Linked DNA regions of Homo sapiens: region 2 is linked to region 1. Evidence: chromatin loops called from intact Hi-C (ENCODE). Cell type or tissue: dorsolateral prefrontal cortex. All regions are shown on one strand. Each heading gives the region's core, and the rest is flanking DNA. Links, peaks and the distances in the headings are about the cores only.

Region 1 (2,881 bases), core at 1-2,500:
GCTTTTAAATATTCTTCCTTCTGAAATTAGCTATTACTTTAAAAAATATTTCTATTCAATTAACAAAAACTAACTTAATACATTTAATGAGTTCTACTTCAGTAACATCGCTTTTCAAAACTAACCTTTAGGCTGAACACAGTTTAATTGAATGAATAGTAGTGAATTGACCCTAGAGTTTAATTAAATGGATGAAAACTAATTACATTCAAATCCAGAAATGTAAGTTTTAAATATTTATTTAAAGTAGGTTTCAAAGCCAATGGGTTTTTCTTACCTTAAGCATGTCAGTTTGTCCTCTTGGAAAACTGTACTCTGGCTACTTTATATTTTAACACCATTTGTATTTTAATACCATTTGGTTTTTTGTTTTTTGTTTTTTGTTTTTTTCAGGACTATTGGAGACCAGCTGGGGGAAGCGAAAGCTAGTGGTAATCTGGGAAACACCTTAAAAGTTCTTGGGAATTTTGACGAAGCCATAGTTTGTTGTCAGCGACACCTAGATATTTCCAGAGAGCTTAATGACAAGGTAATACCGCAGCATTAGATGGTAGGCCTAATATTTTCATTCAAAGGGCTTTGCATTTTAATACTATTTAATTATTCTATAGTTTATTTTAAAATTAATACCAAAAAAGAAAACATTTATAGACTAATAGAAGTAAAAGAAAAAAAATTTAATGGAGAAAAAGAAGGAAATAGTAAGAGGTCTTTCATAAGTAATTATTTGATTGGTTCTGTATGGAGAGCCAATATAAAAATTTTTTTCCCTTGTCCGTAATACTAAGGATATTACAAATATATATGATAAACCTGACCTCTGTTTTCAAAATGTAAACTTTGCTGATGTCTTCATTTAGGTGGGAGAAGCAAGAGCACTTTACAATCTTGGGAATGTGTATCATGCCAAAGGGAAAAGTTTTGGTTGCCCTGGTCCCCAGGATGTAGGAGAATTTCCAGAAGAAGTGAGAGATGCTCTGCAGGCAGCCGTGGATTTTTATGAGTGAGTAGGGGCTGATATGGGCAGTCATGTAGGCCCATCTAAGCCGTGGATCTGCTGTACGTTCTTTATTCAGTAGTAAGTTTTTAAGTTTGGCAAAGATTTTAAAGTTATGAACTAGCAAAATCATCAATTCAGTTGCTTAAATGTTACAGTGTTATATTAGTAGTAATCTGCAGCTTTCATTTAAGTTGCAGACCAGTGCCACTTAGTGGCAAAAGCAAGAAATGTCAATGGTTGGTCTGTTATTTAGAGTAATTTAGTCTTTTACCAATAGAATTTCATAGAACTACTTAACTATAGGGGTTCCAAGATTAACTCTGTGCTTGACCCTGGGCAGAAACCTATCTGAATAGTTTAATAAAGTGTTCCCAGCTATTTCCTATAATTGCTCTTCATCATAGATGTCATCCTTAAAATGTTGCACATTATGGCTGTAAGCTTCCCTACATTTTTTTCTGATAAAAAGAATTAGATATGTAAATCACATACATAAAATTGTTCTGCAAACTTATTTTTTCATCACTTTTTGCGATCCCTTAGGGAAAACCTATCATTAGTGACTGCTTTGGGTGACCGAGCGGCACAAGGACGTGCCTTTGGAAATCTTGGAAACACACATTACCTCCTTGGCAACTTCAGGGATGCAGTTATAGCTCATGAGCAGGTACAGTGGAAAGCCTTGGAGCCAGATCATTTCCTCCATCAAAGTTCTGAACAGTGATTAGATCATTCTTCAGTTTTATTTTATCTACATCTAATTAAAATTGTTTGTTTCAGCGTCTCCTTATTGCAAAAGAATTTGGAGATAAAGCAGCTGAAAGAAGAGCATATAGCAACCTTGGAAATGCATATATATTTCTTGGTGAATTTGAAACTGCCTCGGAATACTACAAGTTAGTCTAATATTTCTGTAGATAAATGTAAAATGAATACTCAGTCCCATTAATTCATAGGCTTTAGGTTTAAAATCTGATTGTAGCAGAACTTTTGGCATCTAAGCCTCAATTTCCTTATCTGTAACAGAATATATCAATACTTCATTTTGGGGAATGCTGTGAGGATTGAATGAAATAATATACTAAACACAGTATCTGGTACACAGTGCTCAATAAATATTATTGTACATAAGATTTAATAGCAGCAGTATGACCCCTTTATAATATTGGTTTTTATCTTTAAAAGTAATTGTTTTTAAATGAAGTTTTCAACCTTTAATATCTTTTAAACCTGTTTAGCATATGTGGTGTATATTGTGTATATGCTTTATTTCACTCAGTTATGGGTTAGAAGAGAGGCCAAAAGAAAGCCTTGTAACAAAAATATTTATAGTCTATACCAGTGATCACTGAATTTTTTTCTCTACCTTCCCACCCTCTTATTGAGCAGTTCTCCCTTTACCCTCTTTCTGCCTATATTTGACTGTCACTGTAAGCTGAGTCCCCCATTCACTTACCTGAAGCATTTACAATCCCAGCTTCTTCTGTGGCAGGATCTCTCTTATCAGTAGATTTGAGACATAGATGATAGAAAGTTTAGACAGCTTCAAGTTGCCTGATCTGTGCTTTCTAGATTGAGTTTTCCCTAGTTAGTGGGGATTGAAGCCTCTTACAGATTTTGGGTAGAAGGCAGTTTGACTAAACCGAAGACACAGTGATTGATTTGTATTTTGTTAAAGAAGCCAATATGAGACAGTTCTGGATAATTTGTCATCTTCATAAAAAAGGTAAAATTGTTTTAGGCCTATCTAAAAAAATTAAATAGCATTCCACTTTGCTTTAAACATCAACTAATGGTTAATATTTGTTGGTTAGGTTAGTTAGATATGAAATAGCCTCCCAAATAAAATATATCACTGTGTACTATGTGAAGGAGTATATA
Region 2 (2,933 bases), core at 201-2,700, 390 kb before region 1:
CATATCCCTTTACTCCTGATGCCTCTTTTATTTCCCTTATTCATTTGGCAAAACCATCACCTTGAGTAAATCCCTGCAACTTCACCTCTGTGGCTGACTGGAGCTATAGGCACACTTCTTCCAATGCAGCTGAAAAACGGGTACAAATTCGGTTAAGAATTTGCGGATATGATAGCGGAAAGATGAAGGAGGCCCATAAAATGGCTTCCATGTCTTCAGTGAAGAATGAAGCACTGTGGTAAAAGTGAGGATGTAAGGATGTGAGGGAGAGAGGATCAGAAAGACAGGATGTGAGGACAGAAGTTTGAAGAGATTTGAAAAAGGTACAGCATCATTTTTATGGAGACAGGGAGATGATGTTACCAGAGAAACTGGGCACTATGAGTACCAATTTACAATCATGATTTTTTAGGATATCAATTTGTGAAACTTGCAGTGCATCAAGTAGCTCACAACTGAGCACACTGACCTTATGTAGCTTTAGTGGACCACTATTTCAGAACCCTTTGTCAGAGTATACCAGCCTCCACTCTGCTATGACATGCAGTTATTCTAGTCTACAGTCCAGAGGCTCTGCGCCAATCTATTCTTCTTAGTGTACAGAATTTAGGCATTATGGAGCTGAACAACAGAGGGAGCCAGGATCCTGATTGCTATGGAAACGTCATGTCATCCTGGATTACATAGGTTTATGTGTGACAGAAATAAACTAGGATCGGACCTTAAGCCACTGGTATTTCAGGTTTTCTCCACCACCCCCAGCTGATTGTAAATATAACCAACAAAAAGCTCCAATGAATAATGTACAACTATTCAGAATAACGGATCACCACAAAAATGCCCATGTTAAACCATAGTAAAAATGACTATCAATATAGGGTTTGAAACTGTTAATTATATTGAAGTCAAAATAACTTTCGCGTTTATATGAAATCAAGAGATTAGAAATATCTGTTTTACTAACTTATAAATCCACATAGTAATGATATTTATGAAATAAAAGACTTTGTAAAAATGATAAATGAAAACAGCAATAATTGTGCAAATTGCCTCAACATTTCATTTAGCCAGTATTTATGGAGTATATAAACAGTGCTACACAGTATGTTGTCTGCTAGGGATATGAACATGAAATAGTCTCTAACTTCCATTGAGGAGCCAACAGAGACATAAACAGATAACTTTCTCTCTGTTTATCTTCAGTGTGATTTTTTATTTATGAACAGATTTTATAAATTTAGCAAATGGATAAAAAATATTTTTTTAGCCTTGGAAAAGATACCAGTTTTGGTGGGGAAAAAGGCTAAATGTAATTTGGCTCACTGAGCAGTAGAGGGTGATAGAACACCAAAATGACAGCTTGAGAATGCCTTTAGACCACGTTGTATTTTTCTATAAACAATTCATTCAATTAATATTTTTCCACAAACTCAATGACATATTTAGCTATGAATATAAAAGTACATAAGGAAATTATAAATAAAGTGCAGTCATAATTTGGGAAAAGCAAGGGGAAAAAATTAGCAATTTTCACTTATTCCTGTTTTATTTATTATTCTTTATTACATTTTTTTCCTCCGTGTTACAATATCAGGAAAGCTCATCGACCGAGGAAATACATTGCACCAGTTTTTTCTCATAAGTGTTACAAATAAAGGTTGTCTTATTGGTATCTTTCATGTTAAGGGTCAAGTTAATGAAAGCCAATGTGGTAGGTGCATGGCAACAGCAAAAGACAAAAGAATGATAAAATCTTTATATCTGTGGGTAGCATCTTTTTGAAGCATGAAATTTAATAACCCTGATTTACGTCAGTTCTTTTGACAGTAATATGTCATATATAATATTCACATGATAAAACTCTTTAAAATGCAACTACAGCAAAGTGGTGTTTCCTCATCAGAATATATTTTGTTTAAAATTATTGTGAAAGTGCCTCTTATTTATGTTATTATAATGCATTTCCTACAAAAAGAGAAAGTGGCTTTTCTTCATCCGAATATATTTTGTTTACAATTATTGTGAAAGTGCTTCTTATTTATGTTATTATGGACAATTAACTCTCCCTTTTCAAGGGCATAAATGAGCAGTTATTTGTGGAGCACACACTAGGTGCTCAATTTATGTATGTTCAGAGGAAGAGATTTTTGAAACTTTGAGTTAGGCTAGAGTGCTGTTTTAGTTTCCTAGGACTGACTTAACAAATTACTAGAAACTGGGTGGCTTAAAACAATAAAAATTTAGTTTCTCACAGTTCAGGAGGCCAGAAGACCAAAATCAAAGTGTTGGCAAGGTTGGTTCCTTCCAGAGGTTCTAAGGGAGAATCTGTTCCCTGCTTCATTCCTGATTGCCAGCAATCCTTGGCATTCCTTGGCTTCTGGCTGCACCACTCTAGTCTCTGCCTCCACCATACATGGCATTCTCTGTGGGTGTCTGTGACTTTTTTTATATATACTTTAAGCTCTGGGATACATGTGCAGAACGTGCAGGTTTGTTACATAGGTATACATGTGCCATGGTGGTTTGCTGCACTTATCAACCCATCATCTAAGTTTTAAGCCCTGCATGCATTAGGTAGTTCTCCTAATGCTATTCCTCCCCTTGCCCCTACCCGCCAAAAGGCCCCAGTGTGTAATGTTCCCCTCCCTGTGTTCGTGTGTTCTCATTGTTCAACTCCCACTTATGAGTGAGAACATGTGGTGTTTGGTTTTCTGTTCCTATGTTAGTTTGCTGAGAATGATAGTTTCCAGCTTCATCCATGTCCCTGCAAAGAACTTTTTTATGGCTGCATAGTATTCCATGGTGTATATGTGCCACATTTTCTTTATCCAGTCTGTCATTGATGGGCATTTGGGTTGGTTCCAAGTCTTTGCTATTGTAAATAGTGTTGCAATAAACATACATGTACATGTGTCTTTATAATAGAATGATTT

Evidence for each region. A loop is a pair of places that touch in the nucleus more often than their neighbours do. Peaks named below come from ENCODE experiments on the same cell type or tissue, not always from the same donor. Only the 100,000 strongest peaks of a DNase experiment are listed, where the experiment ranks them.
Region 2: it touches region 1 in a loop (3-fold over the local background); 24 of 110 quality-filtered maps call a loop at or near these places.

The regions. Positions count from the first base shown.
Region 1 is chr1:108,897,099-108,899,979 of GRCh38, forward strand. GPSM2 (G protein signaling modulator 2) reads left to right here. Exons shown (of 15, transcript NM_013296.5): 4 at 394-529; 5 at 861-1,003; 6 at 1,544-1,667; 7 at 1,781-1,896. Among named protein-coding and RNA genes, the nearest start is that of GPSM2, 22 kb to the left of the region's middle. In dorsolateral prefrontal cortex, for the core only: CTCF peaks have their summits at 1,197 (motif pointing left) and 1,396; a DNase peak (open chromatin) is centred at 1,208; H3K4me3 peaks cover 623 bases; H3K27ac peaks cover 1,541 bases.
Region 2 is chr1:108,511,341-108,514,273 of GRCh38, forward strand. No RefSeq gene overlaps it. Among named protein-coding and RNA genes, the nearest start is that of EEIG2, 47 kb to the right of the region's middle. In dorsolateral prefrontal cortex, for the core only: CTCF peaks have their summits at 1,323 (motif pointing right) and 1,524; no DNase peak of the experiment used is centred there.